Regions from separate parts of the Homo sapiens genome. Here all the other regions are linked to region 3. A link is a loop called in an ENCODE intact Hi-C map of the cell type or tissue named here. Cell type or tissue: Calu3. All regions are shown on one strand. Region 1 has its middle 440 kb from the start of OLFM3. Region 2 overlaps COL11A1 (collagen type XI alpha 1 chain). Region 3 overlaps LINC01709 (long intergenic non-protein coding RNA 1709).

Evidence for each region. Peaks named below come from ENCODE experiments on the same cell type or tissue, not always from the same donor. Only the 100,000 strongest peaks of a DNase experiment are listed, where the experiment ranks them.
Region 1: it touches region 3 in a loop (6-fold over the local background); 7 of 110 quality-filtered maps call a loop at or near these places.
Region 2: a loop joins it to region 3, with 5 times the contacts of the local background. A loop is called at or near these places in 4 of 110 quality-filtered maps.

The regions. Positions count from the first base shown.
Region 1 is chr1:102,431,486-102,439,485 of GRCh38, reverse strand. No RefSeq gene overlaps it. Among named protein-coding and RNA genes, the nearest start is that of OLFM3, 440 kb to the right of the region's middle. In Calu3, no CTCF peak of the experiment used is centred here; no DNase peak of the experiment used is centred here.
Region 2 is chr1:102,970,742-102,978,741 of GRCh38, reverse strand. It overlaps COL11A1 (collagen type XI alpha 1 chain), which reads left to right. Exons shown (of 67, transcript NM_001854.4): 35 at 1-34; 36 at 3,859-3,912. Among named protein-coding and RNA genes, the nearest start is that of COL11A1, 130 kb to the left of the region's middle. In Calu3, no CTCF peak of the experiment used is centred here; no DNase peak of the experiment used is centred here.
Region 3 is chr1:101,650,199-101,658,198 of GRCh38, reverse strand. The region is part of intron 2 of LINC01709 (long intergenic non-protein coding RNA 1709); the gene reads right to left. Among named protein-coding and RNA genes, the nearest start is that of LINC01709, 15 kb to the right of the region's middle. In Calu3, no CTCF peak of the experiment used is centred here; a DNase peak (open chromatin) is centred at 4,648.

The DNA of each region.
Region 1 (8,000 bases), 780 kb before region 3:
TTGCATCCAAATGGAAATATTAAGTACTGACCTTTCAAGGAGAGGAATACCAGCAAACCAGAAGAGGTCTCTGTTTATAGAAGTCCCCAGCCATGGTTTTCTAAGATGGGATTGTCAAGTTCTTGCCCTCCCAAATCTTCTCTTTCAGTTAAATCTCCATATGAGGGCATGGAAATGATGGATCTTTTTGTTTGGCCTCTCCGAGATAATGCAATTTCTAAAAAGGAACCTAGGTTAGGGATGTCCCCAAATGATGTGGTCATGTCAGTGGAATTTAAAAATAATAGGTTGGGGATCACTGCTACTATAGTGCAGGTTCCTTTCCAGTACCTAGGGAGAATTAAGTGTAGCCAGGAGCCACAAAGGAAATATAGTCCTGTCCCTTGAAAGGGTGGTTCTAAGTTGTGACCTTTGAAGGGCACACACAGATCTTTCTCATATCTTAGGAGCCTTACCCCCTTACATATAATAGGAGCATCTTTAGGATAGGGATATCCATATAGTCATTCACAACGCCATTTTGAATCTTACATGCTAAATGAGAAGGGTCCACCTGAAAAATGGAGTTTAAAAATATTAGGGACATAATATGCCCTGGCCAATATCTCAGATGATCCTCGTGGCAAGGGCTGTTTGTCCAGACAACTCCACTTTGCCCACAGATTTGTAGGCTGCTACTATTAGCAAACATCATACAAGGGTCTGGAATTCCATGTGAGGGCATGTTTGGAAAGGCCTATATGTTATTCTTTACATTATAGTAAAGGCGGTTACTTAGAGCATGCTATTCCCATCAGGATTTTCAAGCAGAAGGAGAGGCTATATTCTGAGAACCCCCCAAAAGGGCTTCTGATTTATTAGATCATGCTTATTACACTTTCTTGGGAACCTGTGACTTTCCAAATACTTGAACTATCAGAAATTGCAAGTGTGATGTTACAATATTTGAGATCTCCCCAATAATGTCCTTCCCCACTGCTTTTAAAGCAGTGGGAGGCATTTGCTATTACCTGGTCAGCTTTTCCCAGCCAGAGGTTGTGAAGCTTATCTGTGGGGAAAGTGTTATTTGGTTCTGGAGGCAGAATGTTTTCCTGAGAGGAGTTAGTTACCCAGTTGAAAGTGTTCCCATACTATATCCAATTTATGCCTGATAAGTCTTTAAGGGTCAAAGGTTAGGCTAACAAAGAGAATCCTAAGACAGTAAGTTCTGGGTTATTGAGAAGTTTCTTATTTTTACTGAACTGAGCAAACTGCTCAGAACAGACCCAGAAATTAGTCTTGTTGTACAAGTGGGCCATGGTTGATACTGGAGGAGCTAAAGAATGTGCTGTATCATTAAACCCAATAACAAGTCCTAGCAGACTCAGTGATAATAAAATTTTCATGTTCCCTTCTTGTAACTATTATCCCTACAATTTTGTGTCAAAAAGAAGCTCCAGTATTTGACAGTAAATCTTGAGAAAAAAATAGAAATAACTAAATGGTAGAGGTGGAACTGAGTAGAATAAATAGCTCTTGCTCATTTGCTTATCTTTCATGATTTTCAGCTTAAGGTCTCCTATTTCTTCACATTGGTATCCAGGATGTTCCTCTGGGCTGTCAGGGGTTGCTCACTCAGCTTTCCAGGCTTTGACTTGAGTTGATACATCCAGGAATTGATACCTGGAACTTTTACTGCTAAGGGGGTTGAAAGGAGAATGATTTAATTCCCTTCCCAGCTTGGGCTTAGGGAAGGAGAGAGAGAAGGGAGAGCTTTTACAAATACCAAATATCCTGGGTTAAATAAAGGTGGTCCTACTTCTTGGGGTTGGGTTTCTGCTAGTTGAGTTAATTCCTGTTGAAAGCAAGCCAGAGGGGTTACATGCTTAACCAATTCAGAGGTCTCTTTGTCTATTAAGAAATCATTGATGAGAAAAGGCTGTCTGTACGCGTCTCAAAAGGGCTTAGACCTAACTTGGAAGGGGTGTTTCTTACCGGCAGTAAAGCCGTGGAAAGAAAAGTAACCCAAGGAGAGTGAGTTTCTTAGGACAGTTTCCTGAGATGTCTTTTGATGATATCATTTGTCTTCTCTATCTTTCCTGAAGACTAGGGTCTCCAGGTGCAATGGAGATGATACTGTATGCCTAGTGCCTTTGAGAACCCCTGTGTGATGGCTGCCTTAAATTAGGGGCTATTGTCACTTTGGAGGTACTTAGGTAGACCAAAAGGGGGAATAATTTCATTAACTAACACCTTTACTACCTCAGAGGACTTCTCTGTAAGGCATGGAAATGCTACTACCCAGTTAGTGAAAGTATCTACCCATACCAGGAGGTACTGAATGGCCTTCGTCTTTGGAATGTGGATGAAGCCAATCTGCCAGTCCTCCCTTGGAGAGCTTCCCATCCTTTGGGTTTGAGGAGGAAAAAGCTGCCTGTTCAGGGAATTATTTTTAAGACAGACTTCACAAGCATTAACAACCCATTTTGTTGTTAGTAAGGTCTCTCCTGAAAACAATCTCTGAGAACATTGAAAGTTTTATCCTTTCCCAAGTGAAAAGCTCGGTGAAGGATTTTAAGGACTTTCTATTGGCTGCAGCCTGGCAAGTGGAGCTTGCCATCCTCTGATTGCAGCCCTCCTGAGGGCTGGAAGGTGTCCCCTCGAGAAGTGGCCCACTCCATTTCTGCATGGGAATACTGAGGCTTGATTTCTCTTATAGAGCCTTCCCAAGTTAGAGAGGCTTCAAGCATTTTGATGCCATGAAGCTTTCTTGCTGCTGACTTGGCTGCCTGATCAGCTAGCTTGTTTCCTTCAGTTATTTCATCCACTCCCTTCTGATATCCCTTACAATGCATCACTGCTACCTCTCATGGAAGGAAAACTGAGGATAAAAACCTGTTAATTTCCTGATGGTATTTTATAGGAGATCGATTGGCAGTAAGAAAGTGTCTTTCTTTCCAAATGGCAGCATGAGCATGGAGAACTAGGAAAGCATACTTGGAGTCAGTGTAAATGTTAGCTACCTTTCCCTTGCTTCACTCAAGAGCTCTTGTAAGGGTTGTCAGTTCAGCTATTTAAAAGCGTGTGCCTGGAGAGAGAGACACACTTTCAGTAACATCATTCAGAGTGACCACTGCATATCCTGCTTCACAGACTCCTTGCTCTACAAAGGAGCTTCCATCTGTGAAGAGGGTCCAGTCTCAATTCTCTAGGGGTTTTCCGGAGATCTTCCCTGGCTGCATAGGTCTGTACCACAGCTTGTTCATGTTCTAGTTCCCCCATTCCCTCAGGGAGGAAAGTGGCTGGGCTTAAGCAAGAGTAAGTCTTTAACTGGATGGTGAAAACTTCTAACAGCAGAACTTGATATTTAAGGAGCCGACTGTCTGTTAACCAAAGGCTTCTCTTAGAGGACAGTAATCCCACCACATTATGCGGAGTATAAACAGTTAAGTCATTTTCCTGGGTTAATTGAAGGCTTTTGGGACTAGTAGGGCCACGGTGGCAATGCTGGCCATCCTTTAGTCCCAAATCTTGTTTCTTACTCAGGTTACTCATAGGCTGTTGAGCTGGTCTTCAGGCCTGTGTTAAGACTCCCAAGGCCATTCCCTTCCTTTCTGATGCATACAGATTGAAGGCCCTTCCTACAGGGAGGCTGAGAGCCAGTGCCTTTACTAGGGCCTGCTTTAGCTGGTTCCAGGCCTTTTGAGCTTCAGGTTTCCAGGTTAAGAGATGAGATTTAGCTGCTTGAGTTTGTCTTATGAGGTGATACAGAGGATGAGCTATCTCACCATACCCAGGTATCTATAGCCTGATAAAGAGAAGTGAGAAAAAGGGGCCCCTTTAGTCTCCTTCCTTGTGGTGTGAGCCAGGGTGGAGAGGAAGGCAGTGGAAATGTTCTTCTTGCTCTTTTCCCTCTGTGGTTCCTGGGTCCTGGCACCTTGTTGAATGTTCCACCCCTGGTTGTAGGCGTGACCTCCAGCCATAGAACCAGAGAAACTAAGCAATTGGGGTTATTCACGCCCACCCAAGTGGCTCTAGTCCACTGCTTATGATTTCCTTTTGACTTCCTAGACTTGTGTGACCTGCCTGTCTCTCTGAAAAATGGATCTCAGGAAAAACTATGTAATAGTTTTTAGGGGCAAGGCCCCTTTAATGGAGACAGCATGCTAGGTTGAACTCTGTATCCTGCTATTATGACCAGTGCTGAAGCGTTTACCCTTAGAGAATGGTTTTGGTTAACTCCCGAACTTCAAATCCCCTTACTAATGAAGTACCACTCTAATTGGAGGTCGAATAGGTGCCTCAAAAGAACGTACGGGGCCAGGCGCAGTGGCTCAAACCTGTAATCGCAGCACTTTGGGAGGCCGAGGCGGGCGGATCACAAGGTCAGGAGATCGAGACCATCCTGGCTAACACGGTGAAACCCCGTCTCTACTAAAAATACAAAAAAAAATTAGCCGGGAATGGTGGCGGGCGCCTGCAGTCCCAGCTACTCAGGAGGCTGAGGCAGGAGAATGGCGTGAACCCGGGAGGTGGAGCTTGCAGTGAGCCAAGATCGCGCCACTGCACTCCAGCCTGGGCGACAGAGGGAGACTCCGTCTCAGAAAAAAAAAAGAAGAACATAGGGACCAAATGGCCGTTTTCTTGATAATTTGGCCTTGGAGGATATTTTAGCCCTAATTGCTGAAGGCAGAATTTTCCTATTTACAGAAGCAGCATGTAGCCTAGCTTTTAATAGCCACAAAAAGGGGAGAGAATCGGGAGGCTACCATGTTTCAGTGAAGGACCGACAATGTGCCTCATGGAGAGGATCCCTATTCCACTAGGTGGTGCTGTTGACCTTGAAATACCATGTGCTCTCTAGACCAAGGGCAGAGTGACCTTGACATGCCATATGCTCTCCGGGCCAAGGTCAGAAAGAGACCTGGAAATGCCATATGCTCTCCAAGCCAATGGCAGAGAGAGACCTGGATGTATCATGTGTTCTCCAGACCAAGGGCTGAGAGAGAGAAATGCTCTCTTTGGTTGGTTTGGGAGCGGGGGTGGACTCTGTTCCTAGAAAATCACAGACACCTTCTCTTGAGCTATATCCCTGGTTAGTACAACATTTCTTAATCTTGCCAAACAAGATTATGTCCCCGAACTGTAAAACTTCCCACACATTGAATACATAGAAAGGATGAGAAATACGATGGCCCTGGACAGGTAAGGAAGAAATTACAAAAGGAAAGTTGGAGAGCCCATTGCCAACACCGCACTGGGGCCATTGGAGGCTGGGGTAAGTACAGAAGCCTTTGGATAATACCGAGGGGTAGCCCTGATTGGAAATCCTCAGTTGTCCCAGGACTTCTTCCAGTACCACATGATGTCTAAGTCCTCCATGAAAGAAAACTGGTTTAAACATGGCTCACTGAGAACTCCCATACCCTTGCTATCTGCCTAAGTGATTACTTTTTAACTCCTATATCACAGTTACCTCCCACAAGGTCCCTTCCTCAACACGTGGGGATTACGGTTTGAGATGAGATTTGAGTGGGAACAGAGAGCCAAACCATATCATAGTGTGTTGCTTAATTTTCAAATATTTGGAAATTTTTTATTATTCCTTCTGTTATTGATTTCCAGCTTCATTTCATTGTGGTTATCAAATTGTATGCATTAAAACATTTTTAATTTATTGAGACATTTCATGGACTAACATATAGTTTATCTTGAAGAATATTACATGTGTTTTTGAGAAAAATGTTTATTGTGCTATTGTAGGGCAGACTGATGAGTGTGTGTGTATTTGTTTGTGTACTTTAGGTATTGATGGTTTATGCTATTGTTCCAGTCCTCAAGTCCTCTATTTTTAATTCATTTTCTGTTTAGAAGTTCTATTCATTATTGAAAGTGGGGAATTGAAGTCTTAACTAGTACTGGACAGTAGTATGTTTCCTTCTTCAATTCTATAAATGTTTGCTTCAAATTTTGAGTCTGTCTCTAACATATATGTGCTTACATTTGTCACATCTTCTTCATGATTTTACTTTTTATTATTACATAATGTCCTTCTTTGTGTTTTGTAACAGTCTTTTTGTGTGTGTTTTGTTTTGTTTTGTTTTCGCCTATCTTGTCTGGTATTATTAATTTAGAAATCTGAAATAAAAAATGTTCCAAAATCTGAAATGTTTTGAGGTTCAACATAATGTTAAAAGAAAATGTTCACCGGAGCATTTGGGATTTCCATATTTTCAGATTAGCTATACTAAACTAGGAAGTATAATGCAAATACACCAAAATCTGAAAAAATCAGGTATCTGATTTTTTTTCTAGTCCTGAGCATTCTGGATAAGAGATACTCAACCTATATAGCCATCTCCAGTTCTTTTTTGGATACTGTTTAAGGGTTTGTGTTTTTTTTCTTCCCCCCATCCTCTTACATTCAGCCTATTTGTGTCTTTGGCTCTAAAATGAGTCACTTTACACAGCATATAAGTGAAGCATGTGTTGTATTTTAATCCATTCTACCAAACTCTGCCTTTTGATTGTAGAATTTAATCCATTTACATTGAAAAAAAATGATGGAGAAGGAGTGACCTCTAAAATTTTGCTATTTGTTTTCCGTACTTCTTATGTCTTTTTTGTTTCTCTTTACCTTCTTTTGTTTTTAATTTTTTGTAGTGTACCATTTTGATTTCTTCTCATTACTTTGTGTGTATATTTTTAAAATGTTTTCATGGAAGTTACTATGAGAAATAATATTAATATCCTAAATTTATAATAATCTAGCTTAAAATAATATTATATTAGCCTTAACAGCACACAGAAACTCTGCTCATATTTATCTCTGTCTTTATTTTGTTTTTGTCACAATTTATTGTGTGTGCTCATTAACATAGCTTTATAATTACTGTTTAATGCATTTGTGAAATCACTTAGGAAATAATAGAGGAATTAAAAATAAAAAATACAGCAATACTCCTTTTTATATTTACCTATGTTGTCATATTTAACAGAGTATTTTATTTTCTTCTTGTGATATTTAAGTTTCTGTTGATTGTTATTTCTAATCAACCTTAAGTTCTCCCTTTAACATTTTTTGTAGGGCAAATTGACTAGTAACAAATTTCTTCAGCTTTTGATTATCTAAAACTGTCTTATATCTTAATTTCTTCCTTATTTTTGAAGATAGTTTTGCCAGATGTAGAATTGTTGATTAATGGGTCCTCCTTCCCTTCCCTTCCCTTCCCCTCCCCTCTCCTCGCCTCCCCTCCCCTTCCCTTCCCTTCCTTCCTTTAATCTTTCCTTCTTTCCTTCATCTTTCCTTCCTTGCTTTAAAAATGTCATTTCACATCCTTCTGATGTCCATGGTTTATAATAATAAATCTTCTGTTATTATGGATAATCTTAAGTGATGAATTGCTTCTTTCGCTGCTTTTAAGATTCTATCTTTGTCTTTGATTTTTGAAAATGTGATTATAATATATCTTGGTGTTGATCTCCTTGCATTTACTTTCTTGGAGTCCATTGAGTTTCCTAAATTTGTACATTGTGTGAGTTTTTTAAAATCAAATTTAGGGAGCTTTTTTGCCATTGTTTTTTCAAAGATTATTTTTGTCTCTTTCTTTTCTCCTTCTGAGATTTTCAGTACGTGTATATTCTATGTATATTGGCATGCTTAAAAGTATTCTGCTTATCTGTTAGGCTTAGTTCATTTTTTTCTATTCTTTTTGTGTTCTACTCCTCAGACTGGTTAATTATAACTGTCTTATTTTCAAATTCTCTGATCCTTTCTTATGCCTGCCCAAATTTACTTTTGAACTTTTCCAGTGAAGTTTTTATTTGTTATTATACTTTTCAGCTCCAGAATTTTTTTGAATAAAATTACTTAAGTCTCCATTGATAGTCCCTATTTACCACATATATTACTCTGTTTTCACACTGCTATAAAGAAATACCCAGGAGTGAGTAATTTATTAAAAAACAAAGATTGAATTGACTCACAGTTCTGTATGACTGGGGGGGCCTCAGGAAACTTA
Region 2 (8,000 bases), 1.3 Mb before region 3:
TGGCGATGGCCCTCCTGGCCCTCCAGGTGAAAGAGTACGTATGATACAGCCACATAATATAAAATGAAAATTAGTATTTCTGCAAGTATTTAGATTTCAGAGAAAAGATATATGTCTGCTAATACATGTGCATGTCTATCCACAAAATCTAGTCTGAATTTAAAAACGCTTATTTTTTAATTTATTCCTCTTCACCAATAAAAAAGCTTAATCAATATGTTCTACTAATTTTGTTATAGAAATGAGAAAAATGTGTGTAACTGGACTAAGATATCACTCTTATAGTCAAGACAAAAATAGATATTTTTTAAATTTTAAATACACTTGAAACATCTTTGCCCTCTTCTCCAATCAGCTTGCTTTCCATATTGATACTCATTTTGTTCACAGAGCTGGCAGCAAAATTATGCTGGTAAAAAACAAGCTACTAGTAGCCATTAAGCCAGAATCAATATACATTCAACTCAAGATAAAACATCTATTCCAGTAAATAGAATAGCTATTTAGTAAATTGATTTTTAATTGATGTAAGATGTAGCCAAATACATATGAACAAGCATGCCCTTTGTTTGGATTTTTTGGCAAAATATAACATTTTTGTAGCCAGATTTTTAAAAAAGCTATCCTCCTGATATAAGTTTAAGTATTATAATCTGTATTCCTTTAAAAAATTAGAATCATTTCTTCATATTCTATAATAATTTTCAGTATTATGGAGTCAGGTTAATATATTTTTGTATATTATGATTTGAAATGTATAATAGGCATTTTACACAAGACAGAAATACCTTGCAATGCATAACCTAAAATTGAAAATGAATAATTTTTATTTGAGTAGGAGCAATGAGCAAAACTTGAGTTTTTATTTGTGACGAAAATGGGAGTAGATAACACACAAGAATAAACATTTAATTAGAGTTGTGTTAAGTCTTTGGCTCATATTTAATTAATTTTCCGCTAAATGTTTCTCACTCTCGATGAACTGTTCCCAAATTAAGTCTATCCTGTAATTTTTGAGCTCATAAATAATACATTCATTTGAAGTATTTTATGGTCAGTCATTTTAATAAGGGACATTTAAATTAATTAAAAAGGCTAAATAATTAAATGGAGTAGAACAATTTAACAAAAATTAGCACAACTGTGAGTTTTGTTTTTAGAGCACCACTGATTCTCTCATGCATTTGGTTTTGTCTTCCAAAATGTTATGATCAATAATATTTCCTTACAAGTGAATATGCTTTTGCTGATACTGCATTTTAATTTGAAAAACAGCAATACTGTCATCCAACAGTATGATTACTTTTAAAAACACTTTGAGAGTGAGACAAGTACCTCTTGGGAATTTTTGTTTTGTTTTGTTGTTTTAGTAATCTAGGTGGATTCATTTTCAATAACTATTCATATATGTTTTCAATGTCTATACAGGAAGAACATATTTCCTATGTTCCTTGTGGTTGATGAGACATTTCATCCCAAGTATGCCTTCATTTTCTGCCAAGAATTTTTAATTATCTTAAACTATTTAGTTCACGTCTTGAGCACACAGTTGAAAAATGGCAAAAGTAATGCCATAAAATATTTTCCTCAAAATATATGAGTTGGGGAAAGTTCAGGGAATTAGTTCTGTAGTACCATTGGATTAGAAAATGAAATAACTATTTTTGCCCATTTCAAAGGACTCTCTCATGATCATTATATTTATATTTAACTATACAGTTATACATGGCATGCATATATATATGTATACATAAACTTTTATTAAAGTATTCTACAAATTAAATGTAATCCCTCATAATCATAATTTGCAGATCATGGATGCTGGTTATTAAAGGTTAAATATATCTTTTAGTTAGGTCTAAGGTTACCAAATTAAGTGAAAACAAAACAAAAATGGAACAACAGAACCAAGACACCTGGATAAATTTGAATTTTATATAAAGAATAAGTCATTTTTGTCACAACTATGTCTCATGATATTTAGGACATATTAAAATTATTCATTATTTATTTAAAGCTCAAATTTAGGCACTGGATATTTTATCTAGTCATCTGGTTTCAACACCATCTGTACACTGAGTCATTATGGATTTCTTAAAATCCCACCTGGAAACTATTTTGATTATTAGGAAAAGAATACGCCAGCCAGGCGCGATGGCTCACACCTGTAATCCCAGCACTTTGGGAGGCAGAGGTGGGCAGATTACCTGAGGTCAGGAGTTCGAGACCAGCCTGGCCAACATGGTGAAACCCTGCCTCTACTAAAAGCACAAAAATTAGCTGGGCATGGTGGTGGGTGCCTGTAATCCCAGCTACTCAGGAGGCTGAAGCAGGAGAATTGCTTGAACCCAGGAGGCGGAGGTTGCAGTGAGCCAAGATCGTGCCACCGCACTCCAGCCTGGGCAACAGAGCAAGACTCTGTCTCAAAAAAAAAAAAAAAAAAAAAAAAAAAGCCAACGTTTTCTGTGAAATTTTATAAAGACTCAATTTTTCATTTTTATTTTAAAGTAATGATTTTTGGAATGTTTCTTTCTTAAAAGATTTTAAATTCAAATTGCATTTGAAAGGCAGCAAAATTTTAGGAAGCAAAAACATGACATTTTAATAAATCAGGAAAATAGTTTGCTACATAACCAAAAGAATACTATTTTTAAAAATTTGTACTTAAAATGGATTTTTATTTAGGAATCATAGTGTCATAGTTTAATAAGAGTTTAAAATTTTGTAAGTTCCTAAGATTTGCCCAGTAGTTTTGGTAGTTTCATGTGAAATCTATTTTTGTTAACTTTATATATAACTTTGAAGTTACTTTTTAAATATAAGATGCTGGTAATAATAAAAACTTGTGATGATTTCTGAACTAACATTGGCTTATGAATGGTAATGAGATTTTTCTTGGGAAGGCTAGATTGATAAATAGAAAGAGTAAATTCTATTGAAGGCCAACTTCAGTAAACTCTATTTTTGATTAGAAAAATACATAAATCCTACCCTAAATGTATTACTTAAGACATTTTACTTATGTTATCTTTCATAAATCTTCTTAAATAAATGTAACTATTACGTTCTGGGCATATAGAGGATTATCTCTTACCAATTACTTTTTCTGCCAACAATGGAGTCACTGTAATGGGACTTTATGCACTTTTTAAAAATAGGTAAATTTGAGAGATGAATAATATAGTTAATTAAAAATCAAGCCAAGAATGATATTATAATTTTTATTTGGACTGAACGTTAATAACTACACAATAAAGTTATTTTTACCTTATCTACAAAAGAAATTTATACATGAGTAAAAAATATATTGACATCATCCAAAATAAATATATTTTAGATATGGAGAATAAAGGCATCTTCTGTGGTCTTTTTGAGATAGTCACATACTTTCTCTTTTAGTTTTGGAATATACGGCTAGATACAGAACAGGGATAGAAGATAGAATAAGTTTTAAAACAGTTTTTTTTTTTTTTTTTAAGCGGGGCTGTGGAATTGAATTGAATCAAAATATCTTCCTTGTATGAATGTTTCTAGCCAATGTTAAAAGTAAAGACACTGCAGAACTTCTCAATACTTACATGTTCTATTCACTTTTAATTGATATGAATTCTAAATATTTACAGTGTTCCTGAGGTAACATTGATGTGATGTGTAGTTTTGAGTAGAAATAGTGTGAAAATGTATCCATTTTACTTTTAGATTAGCACTTACTATCGTGTTGTATTACCATAGTTCTGTCACTGTGATGAAGAAGCTGTATGATACATTGTATTTTGTCTATGTAAATAAACCTCAAAGTATAAAGATGCATCTTCTAAGGCATATTGTTAACTTCTCCCCACTGCTTTTTATTTCCAGGGTCCTCAAGGACCTCAGGGTCCAGTTGGATTCCCTGGACCAAAAGGCCCTCCTGTAAGTGTCAGAGCTTCTCTTTCTCTTTCTTCATTTGATATTTTTACATTTTTGAGAGTCACAGCTTACATTTATATATTTGTTAGATATAATATTGATAAAATCTCTGTAAAATTACAATTGATGTCAAAGAAAGTAGACATTTTTAATTTATAAGGTTCATAGATCGTTTCTGAATATAATTTCAACATCTCTTATTAAGTATTTTTTGACAGTATACCGAAGACTAGAAAAACATGAATATCATTCTCTCAGCTGCTCCTTTACTGCAATGAATATAATTGATGACATTACAAATTGTTATCAACTCTTAAATATTTGGTATATTCGAATTTATCTTTATCTTCCATCATCAAAATAACCTTCTTCAAATATCACTTCCTAAATCCCTCCAACATTGTGATATTACTTAAGTCATGCTAAAATCTATTTATATTAATATTATATCTGTCTCTATAATCCCTTCTTTTTAGAAAATGTAATGAGAATTCTCATTAAATCTTAACCCTTTTATGAAATGTGTTTAGAGCAACACTTGAATGTTCATCAAGCATCTTCATAAAGTTAATTGAAATACTTTGTTTTCATATTTAAATATTTGTGGGGACATAGAACATACTGGGGTCTTTTTTGTTTTTGTTTGTTTGTTTTGCAACCTCCTCAGTTTCTTTAAGAGAGTGGGAGTCAGCTTACCCACCTGTCTAGGACAGTGGTTCTCAAATGTAGTCCCTGGCCCAGCAGCATCCACAGCTCTTGGGATATTGTTAGAAATGTTCCACTGACCAAATCACAATTCTGGAGAGGGGCAGGGGCCAAGTCTATATTTTAAAACACCCTCTAGACAGTTCTGATGCATGTTAAAGTGTGTGAACCTCTGTGCTAGTCCAGATGAACAATACTACCCATACTTTAATGTGCACACAAGTCATATTGGTGAATTATTTATTTTGAAATAATTAAACATCAAATATTAAGACAATCCTTAACTTTTTACAATAATTTTTAGACCCTGCTTAAATTATTATTTACCACTGAAGAGTTTTGCATTATTACTGCAAAGATATTAGGAAAGTATTGTTATCTGTATTACAAGGTTATAGAAAGATCGATACATATGGCTAGTGTTAAATATAAAGTAACCTTGGTACTACCTGCATATAATGCTTACCTACTATGTCAGTTTTGCTCCAAATGTAACATGAAGACTCTGCAAAGTTTCACAGAGAAATGAAAACAGTTTCAAAAGTCACTGTATGTATATTTTTATAAACATTCTTATAATTATTTTAAGCTGTATATTAGATTATTGTTTAGGAACATAAAGTTTAGTGACGTATATAACCTCAGTATTGTACCATTTATGTTTGTATGTATTGTTGAGAACTGCTTGGCTCATGTAATATTGTTTCATTGTCAAAGAAACCCATTTGACTCATTTTTTTATCAGACTTTTTCAGCCCATTGTGTTATGTGTCTTTCAACATGTTTTGAGCCATTGATCGTGCATGCATTTTGTCTGTAAGAGGTATCAGAAGCATAATAAATGCCTACACTTGAGAAGCATGCATTCTAGTAGGAGAGACAAGAAGGAGTATTTCTTTCACTGATAAACAAAGTGATTTTTATACTATGTTTCTCTAACAAGTGAAACATTAGAGCATGAAATAAAAATACCCCATTTCTCTAGTATGCAGTTTTATGCAGTTTGGGACAGAATTGGCTTCATCTGTTTGATATAGAAAGAAGAAGTTGGGGTAGAGAGATAGAAAAAACCTCTTCCTGTAAATTAATTGGTTCATCTCCTTCATCATAGCAGGAAAAAATTTTATATATATATGATGTATATTCACACAGACATATATATATATGGATCTAAATATTCCCTTCAGATTCTGTTAATATCATGCCCATATCGGCATATTTTGGGAATATGCAGCCATCCATTTAAAAAACACATTAACTTGAAATGATTAAGAATTATAGCATGACTAGTATGAGAAACATTCTATTTAGAATAGAAAAAGTCAAAACTCAGTGCCAATGAGAAGTGAGAAAACATCCTTAAACAATTACCTACAAGTTTTCACAGATTTTCTCGCCAAATCTGCATACCCTCATTTAGATGAATTTGTTCTCTCTGTCCTGTACCAGCTAGATCAAAGGGGAAGCCTGGGAAGCCTATTTTGATGAAAAAATTATTACTTTTACATAGATACCGTGAAATTATTTGGTAATTAGTCTGCTTATTTCATTGGTTAATAGTTTGTGGCCTTTATATTTATTTAGGGCTAATTGCTTGATATTAGAAGTACATACTTAAATCAAGAAAAATGATAATGACACCAATTCTTAATGCAGTATATTAACACTACTCCCTCAGTCTATCTAGGAAAGCCATTAAATATTATGTTGCATTCTTCCCAGGATGTGATCGCTTAGACCTAAGATCGCTATTTTAAAGTATTATAATATTTTGCAATGAATGTGTTATCTATGTCAGCAAATATGAGATATTTAATCTTATATTTACAGCTTTGTTAAAAAAAAGTAAGTCTTGTATTAGTGGCAAAGTACATCATTTAAGAAGCACTTTAGTATGGTGGAAAAAAAAGCCAGACATAATTGATATCCTTCAGCTGTCATCCTCTCTATAAAACTTTTATTATTGCCCAGAATTGAAAGCAAGTTTATTGCCAAATATATCAAACCAGTGATAAGGCACAGAAATTGTTTTATTTGCTATTTTGTAAAACTGGACCTCAATGAAGTCTACTACCAATCAACTAAATACTTATTTCTGTATGTCACCTCCAAACTGAGGGCAAAACTAAGTCTTAGCATTAGTATACACCTAGTAAATGATACGTGGGTATGTAATATATGTTTTTTAAAGAAGCCATGGTTAAATGACATCCAAGAATGTTTTGGGTCCTTGGTTAAAAACACTCCAGTTTTGTTTTTTGAAGAAGAGGATGGCAGTAGTAGCCCTGGAAAACCTGAAGAAGTCACTGAGCAAGCCATGATGTTGTGAAGTAGCATAACGGATTTTAATTAGAGTTGTTAATTTACAGGGCACCCAGGATGTCAATACACATGACTTAAGGGAGCAAAGATGGTTCTGGCACCACCAAGAACCTTTCTCCTGAAGTAACTAGCCAACCTGGAAAAAGTCTCCCTCAGTTGGAAGAAAGCTATTTGAGAAAATAACATTTTGGAACAAAGCCTGTTTTTCATACTCACTCTATAAGAACATATATTAAAAATAGATGTTCAAAAACAATTTTATTTAAATAATTAACATACAATGAGAGGTGTACCTGTTATAATTTAAAATATTATTATTAAAAGAATCATTTCTCTTCATTCATCTAGAAGGGTGATAGTATTTTTATCTCTACCCGTTGACCATGTTTTGAAATTTGAACTTGATACGTAATGGTTACTGAGTAGAATGAATAATCCATAAGGCAGTCTAAAGAAGCAGTTTCTTTCTACTAAGTATTTAAAATATAGGACCCTCACAGAGTTGTTCACTTTGTTTGTAGTTAATTGCTTCATTTATTTCTTAAGCCATGACAAAGACAGCATCCTTTATACAAAGTGATAGCAGCAGATTTGCTCTGTGGTACTTCACAAACATTATGCTTCCAAGAGGACATTTAAGAAAATCTACTGGGAAAAATTTGTCCTGATGACTTCTAGAATTGAGTATAACGTATTGTTTCCTTTACTTGAAAAAATTTGAGAGATAAAATGCCATTTTTTATGAGTTTGTATTTATTTTGCATTCTTGGTTTTTTTTTGTTTGTTTTGTTTTGTTTTTTGTTTTTTGAGACGGTCTCGCTCGGAGTGCAGTGGCGCCATCTCAGCTCACTGCAACCTCCGCCTCCCAGGTTCAAGGGATTCCCCTGCCTCAGCCTCCCGAGTAGCTGCGACTACAGGCGTGTGCCACCACGCCCGGCTACTTTTTTGTTTTTTAGTAGAGACGGGGTTTCAGCATGTTGGTCAGAATGGTCTTGATCCTCTGACCTCTTGATCCTCCCGCCTCGACCTCCCAAAGTGCTGGGATTACAGGTGTCAGCCACCCT
Region 3 (8,000 bases):
ACAAAATTAGCCAGGCGTGGTGGCACATTCCTGTAAGCCCAGCTACTTGGGAGGCTGAGGCAGGAGAATCACTTGAACCCGGGAGGTGGAGGTTGCAGTGAGCCAAGATCACACCATGGCACTCCAGCCTGGGCAACAAGAGCAAAACTCTGTCAAAAAAGAAAGAAGAAGAAGAAGAAGAAGAAGAAGAAGAAGAAGAAGAAGAAGAAGAAGAAGAAGAAGAAGAAGAAGAAGAAGAAGAAGAAGAAGAAGAAGAAGAAGAAGAAGAAGAAGAAGAAGAAGAAGAAGAAGAAGAAGAAGAAGAAGAAGAAGAAGAAGAAGAAGAAGAAGAAGAAGAAGAAGAATTTTACACTCTTTGTAAAGAAAGAAAGGAAACAACATATTTGATACTTTAAAAAAAGTGACAAAAAAAATTTTTAATATATACATAAGTAGAGAGAGTGCCTGGTTTGTCCCCTAACCCCAAAAGGTCCTTAATGAGCCAAAAAATATACACAAATATAAATAATAATTTATCTATAGATACTTACACACTGAATGGCATTATGAATACATTTGCCTATACACACATACATGCATGTGCGTACCTGAGATCCTTGCTCTCTGTTGAATGATCAAATCCTATGAGATGAGATTAACTTCAAGGGTCAGACTTACTTTAGATAGGTGACCATAAAGATCCAAATTAAACAGATTCTCCACAATTATCTCTCATCAAAGTTTGCAGAAGAGTGGCACTGGTATGGGAGAAGGGCAGAAAAATGCTGGGAGAAGAAGGGCAGGGTCCCTGGCGAGGGCTCCACCCTCGAGCTTGTACCCACGGACCTAGGTGAGGACAGGCACTCCTGTTTTTGTGCCCAAATGTTGCATTTTCTAAGACCACCCTAACCTGCCATGCCCCCTATCCTGTGCCTATAAAAACCCTGAGACTCTAGTGGCCATGCACACAAGTGGCTGGACATCGAGAGGAACACACCAGCAGAAGAGCACACAGGCAGTTAGACGTCTAGAGGAGCAGAGGAACAGAAGAGCACACCAACAGGCAACAGCAGACACCAGCAGGCCATCGACCAGTGGAACAATGTGGATGCTGAGGGGAATTTGCCCAGGGTGGTCAGAGGAGAGTGCAGCCATTGAGTGACTGAACTCCGGGGGAAAACCACCTTCCCACTCCATCCCCTTTCTGGCTCCCCATCCATCTGCTGAGAGCTACTTCCACCATTCAATAAATTCTTGCATTCATTCTCCAAGCCCATGTGTGATCTGATTTTTTCCAGCACACCAAGGCAAGAACTCTGGGATACAGAAAGCCCTTTGTCCTTGTGATAAGGGTCTAATTGAGCTGATTAATACAAGTTGCCTACACACGGCAAAACTAAAAGAGCACACTGTAACACACACCCACTGGGGCTTCAGGAGCCGTAAACATTCACCCCTAGACACTGCTATGAGGTCAGAGCCCCACAACCTGACCATCTCCATGCTCCCCCTAGAAGTTTGAGCTGCGGGGCATCAAATAAGTGAGCCACACCTTCATCATACACCCTGCAAGGGGGATAAGGGAAATTTTCCCATTTCAGCACCATTCACCTTTCCCATCCCTTCCCATTATATATTCTCAATACAACCATGGCTGCATTCCCTCTTTTCATATTTATGATGTAATTAATCATCTATATCAGATACCAACTATAGACAAATTAAGTATAGCTAATTGGATCTAGACTTTAGTGAAATATTTTCTGGTCTGGTTCTTTCTTCTTTTCCCCAGTTCTACACATGTGTTTTTTTTTTTTTAACTAACAGAATTTTTAACTTTTCATTGGCATCCCTTTGGTCAATTGACGTATATTCTGTAAAGACAGGTACTTATAAGCCAAACCATTCCCTTACTTGTGACAAAGATTCTCTCCTTGTTCAAACCTAGTCAAGATCCTCTGAACCCCCTCCTAGGCCAGACCTCAATATTCGGCTATAAAACTGCAGCCTCTCAGCACAAATGATTCCATTATTTTCCTGCCCCAACACTAAGAGGCTTGAACAAACACCACCACAGTTTCTGGGGTGACCTGATCCCCAAACCCCCTTTAAGGTGTCTGCCTCAGAAAGCTCAGTGCTTCCAGGGGAATTTATTGTTTGTTACAGCCAAAACCTGGTAATAGACAGGTCTCTGAATACTCTCTTAGGGCAGTTACTCTTGAAAGCTTGAAGTTGTAAATATAATACTTTCTTTCTGCTTTTGAGACTGATGTTTCCCACCATCTAGAACTTTCTTCTCAAGAACCTGAGATCTGTCTCTTTGAAATGCAAACTTCAGGGAAATAACTCTGACTCTCTCTCCCAGCCTGATGGGCATCTTGCTCCAACATGTACCACTACCTTCTGTCATAAATATAAGTTCACATCTCCTCCTGATAAGCACCAATTTAAATACACGATTTCTGCTCAAGCCTCCACTTTTTCCTCTTCCTCACTCCCTCATTCTCCCTTAAAAATGTCCAGTACCTCTGTACAAATCAAAGCTGAGTTAATACTGGAACTTCTTCCCCATTGCAACGTGAAGGATAGAAGACTATCCCACTTCAAAATATGCTACTTTAGCATGAGGATTATTTTGAACTGAAGGCAACTGAGAAAAAGCAGATACAAGAAAAATTTTCTGCCTTCTTCCTATTTGCCTAAAGACAAAATATAAATTTGTAAAGATAAAGATGTCCCCTCTTTTTTCTGTAACAGGAAGAACAGAAGTAAATCACCAAAGACTATTTTAGACCCTTGTCAGCTGGAAGTCAACAGAGGACACTCCACAATAAACTTTACTAACTAGCCCTATCTTCCATTAGTTTCCCCCATGTATTTACCTTCTCATGATTTGCCACTCTAGAAACTCTATGTCCTTTTATTTTTGTTTTCTCAATTCCCTAAATGTGTATTGTTCTTTTGTTGGGATCCTACACAAGCCCAAGTTCTAACTCCTGTCTTAGTCTATTAATATTGCTATAATGAAATATCACAGACTGGCTAGAGAAAAGAAATTTATTTTCTCACAGCTCCAGAGGTTGGGAAGTCTAAGATGTTTTTTGATAACAACTTGAATGCTATATTCTCTGAAGGGGTGAATGTTATGTCCCCATGTGGAGAAGGGCCAAAGAGCAAAAATGGTAAAGCTAGTTATCTTTATCTCCTTTATGAGGTTATACTCATTCATAAAGGTGGAGCCTTCATGATCTAATTACCTTTTAAAGGCCCACGCTGTTAATATAGTTTCCTTGGGGATTAAGTTTCAACATTAATTTTAGAGGGAACAGAAGTGTTCAAACCGTAGCACCACCTCTTTCAATTACTCATGTTTGAGTACTCCCATGGGTATGCACATACATTTGTTGATAAATCTGTTTATTTATCTGTCTTTTGTCAGTCTAATTCTCAAGGCTCCAGCCAATGAACCTAAGAGGGGTAGAGGAAAAACAGTATTTTTTCTTCTTTACCAAAGGTTATTGATGAAAAACATTTGTCCTTACCACTTTATCTTTGACACTTGCCAGCATGATGTTCTGCAAACTGAAAACAAAGGAAAAATGCCTCTTCTTGTACCAGTACCAACAACCAAGGCCGAGGACCAAAGGGTTTCATAAAGGGGGTCTGGAAAAGCTCAGAGGGGCCAAAAACTAGTTTCTCTATGTGCTAAAAGTATAATGCATCAAAAAGGAGCAACTAGTTAATTATGAGATTGGCAGATAAACGCTAAAATGGTTGGGTGACTAACTCATGATGTTAAGATTGCAGATTATCTTTTTATCATTTTGTGCTTTTCTATATTTTAACTTATCAAACATAAACAATTATGCTATTAATCAGAAAAATTACAATGTCAGAAGACAGTTTCAAAAACTCTATATCAAAAGTGACAGTGATGCATAGGAGAGAAAGAGAGAGAGAGATCACCAAAATAAAAGAGTAGAAGCGATCTGGCTTTCTTGGTTGTTCTCCCCCTCCAAAAACAAAACCAACCACCTAGTGCCAAGGTGATCACCAGAAATATCTCAGAACTCAAAATTAAGTCTGTGACAATCACTGGGATCACAAAGAAGCGAAAATCTGCCAGCAGATGATAAAAGAAATGGACCACTCTAACTGCAATGCCCCTTCCTGAAGCTGCTAGGTACCACACAGAAAAGTCACCCTACACTCCAGTTTCTACACTGGGAAAAGTAAAATCAAGGCAGACAGCCAAGTTCCCCATCATCTTGGGGTTTTTGTTTTTGTGTTTTGCATGATAACCATTCCTGCCACAACCCATGGGAAGCATTGTAAATGGCCTGTAGGGCAAAAATTCCTGAGGGCAGCTAGAGAAAAAGAGTAGGGTGGGGCTAGTAACATTCAGCTCATAAAATGTGGTGGCTATTGTTTGACTTGGCCAAAAAAAAGGTGGCTATTCTCTGACTTGGCAAAATCAGGGAGGCTGTTTAGCAGCATAATACTGTAGGGTACATGCTCCATGGGTCCTCTGGCCACAAACATCTAGCCAGCCTTCCCGAAAAGCCAGGGGTAATCTTTGGGATCCCCCAATATTCAGGAAGGGCAGACTAACTTTTGCAAGAGCCACGGCAAACCTAGGCTTAGGGAGCCATCTAGTGCCATAAAAGAGGCAGCAATCTCGGGCCAGGGGAACTCAATCAACACAATACCTATGCAGAGACATGCACTAGAAAAAATAAATCAAGCCAAACAGTAAAGACGGAGGTAAATGATTAATCCTTCAGTGCAATGATATAAACAGAGGTTTATAAGAAATAAGAGCAAATGAGGAACCATGAACTCCCTAAATGTAAAAAACAAGAAGGCAGTGACTGATCCCAATGAAATGACAATGTGTGAGCTCTTGGATCAATAATTCAAAATAACAGGTTTGAGGAAATTCAGTGAACTCCAAGGTAACACAGAAAAGCAATTCAGAAATTTATCAAATACATTTAATAAAGAGGTTGAAATAATTTTTAAAAACGAAACAGATATACTGGAGGTAAGAAATACAAGTTAAACTGGAAAATCTATTGAAGGATCTTAATATTAGAATTAATCAAGCAGAAGAATAAGTGAGCCCAAAGACAGGAGATTTGAAAATACACAGTCAGAGGAAAAAAGAATGAAAAATACTTACAAGAGCTAGAGGATAATCTCAAAAGAGCAAATCTAAGAGTGACTGGCCTTTGAAAGGGAACTGAAAAATTGTAAGGAGTCAGAAGTTTATTCAAAGAAATAATAAAATAAAACTTTCCAATCCTACAGAAAGATATAAGTATCTAGATATAGGAAAATCAAAGGTCACCAAAGAGATTCAACCCAAATAAGTATACCTCAGGACATATAATGATTGAACTCAGAAAGGTTAAGAACAAAGAGAGGATTCTAAAGGAAAAAGATGCAAATAACGTATTCGGGAGCTCTGATTCATGTGGCAATAGACTTCTCAGCAGAAACTTTACAGGCCAGGAGGAAGTGGGATGACACATTCAAAGTGTGAAAGCAGTAAAACTGTCCACCAAGAATACTGTATTCAGCAAAACTATCGTTTACATATGAAGGAGAGATAAAGACTTTCAGAAAAAACTAAGCTGAATTAATCAACATCAGACCTGTCTTAGAAGAAATGTTAAAGTTTTTCAATTAGAAAGAAAAAGATGCTAATGTTCAACAAGAAAAAATCTGAAGGTATAAAACTCAGTGGTAAAAGTAAGTACATAGACACATTAAAATAGTTTAATACTGTAATTGTGATATGTAAACTACTCATATATTTAGTATTAAGATAAAAAGACAAATCTATCAGAAATAATAACTACCACAATATAAGAGATAAGCCATGTTAAAAATGCATAAATTGAGACAACAAAAAGTCAAAGTGTTGTGGAAATTGAGATAAAATATGTAGTATTATAGTTTATTATTTGTTTTTATTTTTTTAGATCAAACGCATCATTATTATTTTACTTTTCATAACTAAAAGATGTTTTTCTGTAATCCACATGGTAACCACAAAGCAAAAACCTCTAAGAGATACACTAAAAATAAAAAGTAGTGAATTAAAATATATTACCAGAGAAAATCACTTAACCACAAAGGAAGAAAGTAGGAAAAGAAGAATTGAATACAGGAGTAACAAAAGAGCCAGAAAACAAGTAACATAATGGCAGTAGTAAGTACTTACCTATCAATAATAAAATTAAATGCAAATTGACTAAATTCTTCAATTAAATGACACAGAGTGGATTAATAGATTTAAAAAAAAGGACTTGATAATATGTTGCCCACAAAAAGCTCAGTTCATCTGTACAGAAACACATAAACTGAATGTAAGGGGATGGAAAATGATATTCAATATAAATTAAAACCAAAGAAGAGAAGGAAAAGCTATACATATATCAGATAAAATATACTTTACCTCAAAAACTATGAAAAAAGGCAGAAAAGGTCATTATATAATGACAAAGAGTCAATTCATAATAAAAATATAAAAATTATAAATATATATGCACCCAACACTGGAGCATCCAAATATATAAATCAAATATTAATAGATCTAAAGGGAGAGATATACTGCAATACAATAATAGCAGGGAACTTCAACACCCCACTTTTAGCAATGAACATACCATCCAGACAAAAAAAAAAAATCAACAAAGAAACATTTAAGTTACAACTATTCTCTAAACCAAAAGGACCTAACATTTACAGAATACATATTCTTCTCATTAGAACATGGATCATTCTGCAGAATAACCATATGTTAGGCCACAAAACAAGTTTCAATAAATTCAAAAAAGTTTAAATCATATCAAGTATCTTTTCTGACCACAATTGAGTAAAAACAGAATTCAATAACAAGAAAAACTTTAGGAATCTTACAAATACATAGAAATTAAACAACATGTTCCTGAATTACCAATGAGTCAAAGAAGAAATTAAGAAGGAAACTTTGAAAGTTTTTGAAATAAATGAAAAATTGAAACACTACATACCAGAAACTACAAGATACAGCAAAAGTAGTACTAGAGGAGTTTATAGCAATAAACATCTACATTAAAAAAGCAGAAACAGTTCAAATAAGCAAGACAATGATTCACCTTAAGGAACCAGAAAATCAAGAACAAACCAAACTCAAAATTAGTAGGAGAAAATAAATAATAAAGATCACAGAAGAAATAAATGAAATCGAGACTACAAAACAATACAAAAGATAAATTTTAAAAAGTTAGTTTTTTGAAAAGATAAACAAAATCAACAAAACTTTACATACACTAAGAAAAAAAGAGAGAAGACCCAAATTAATAAAATCAGAGATGAAAAAGAGACATTACAACTGATAGCACAGACATAAAAAATGATCAGTAGAGATTACTATTATATAATGACAAAAAAGTTAATTCATAATAAAAATATAACAATTGTAAGTATATATACACCCAACACTGGATCATCCAAATATGTAAATCAAACATTAATAGATCTAAAGGGAGAGACAGACTGCAATACAATAACAGTAGGGAACTTCAACACCCCACTTTTAGCAATGGGCATACCATCCAGGCAAAAAAAAAAAAAAAAAAATCAATAAAGAAACAATAAATATGCCAATAAATTGGAAAACCTAGAATAAACAAATAAACTTCTGGACACATACAACCTACCATGATTGAACCATGAATAAATAGAAAATCTGAACATACTAATAGCAAATAATAAGATCAAAGCTGTAATAAAAATTGTCTCACCAAACAAAAGCCCAGGACCTGCTGGATTTATTAGTGAATTCCACTAAACTTTTAAAGAGCTAATACCAATTCTACTTAAACTCCAAAAACTTTGAAGAGGAGAAAATACTTTCACATTTGTGCTTTGAAGCCATCATTACCCTAATAGCAAAACCAAGTAAGAACATAAAAAAAAAAAAGAGAGAAAGAAAACTACAGGCCAATATCCCTGATGAACAAACATAAAAG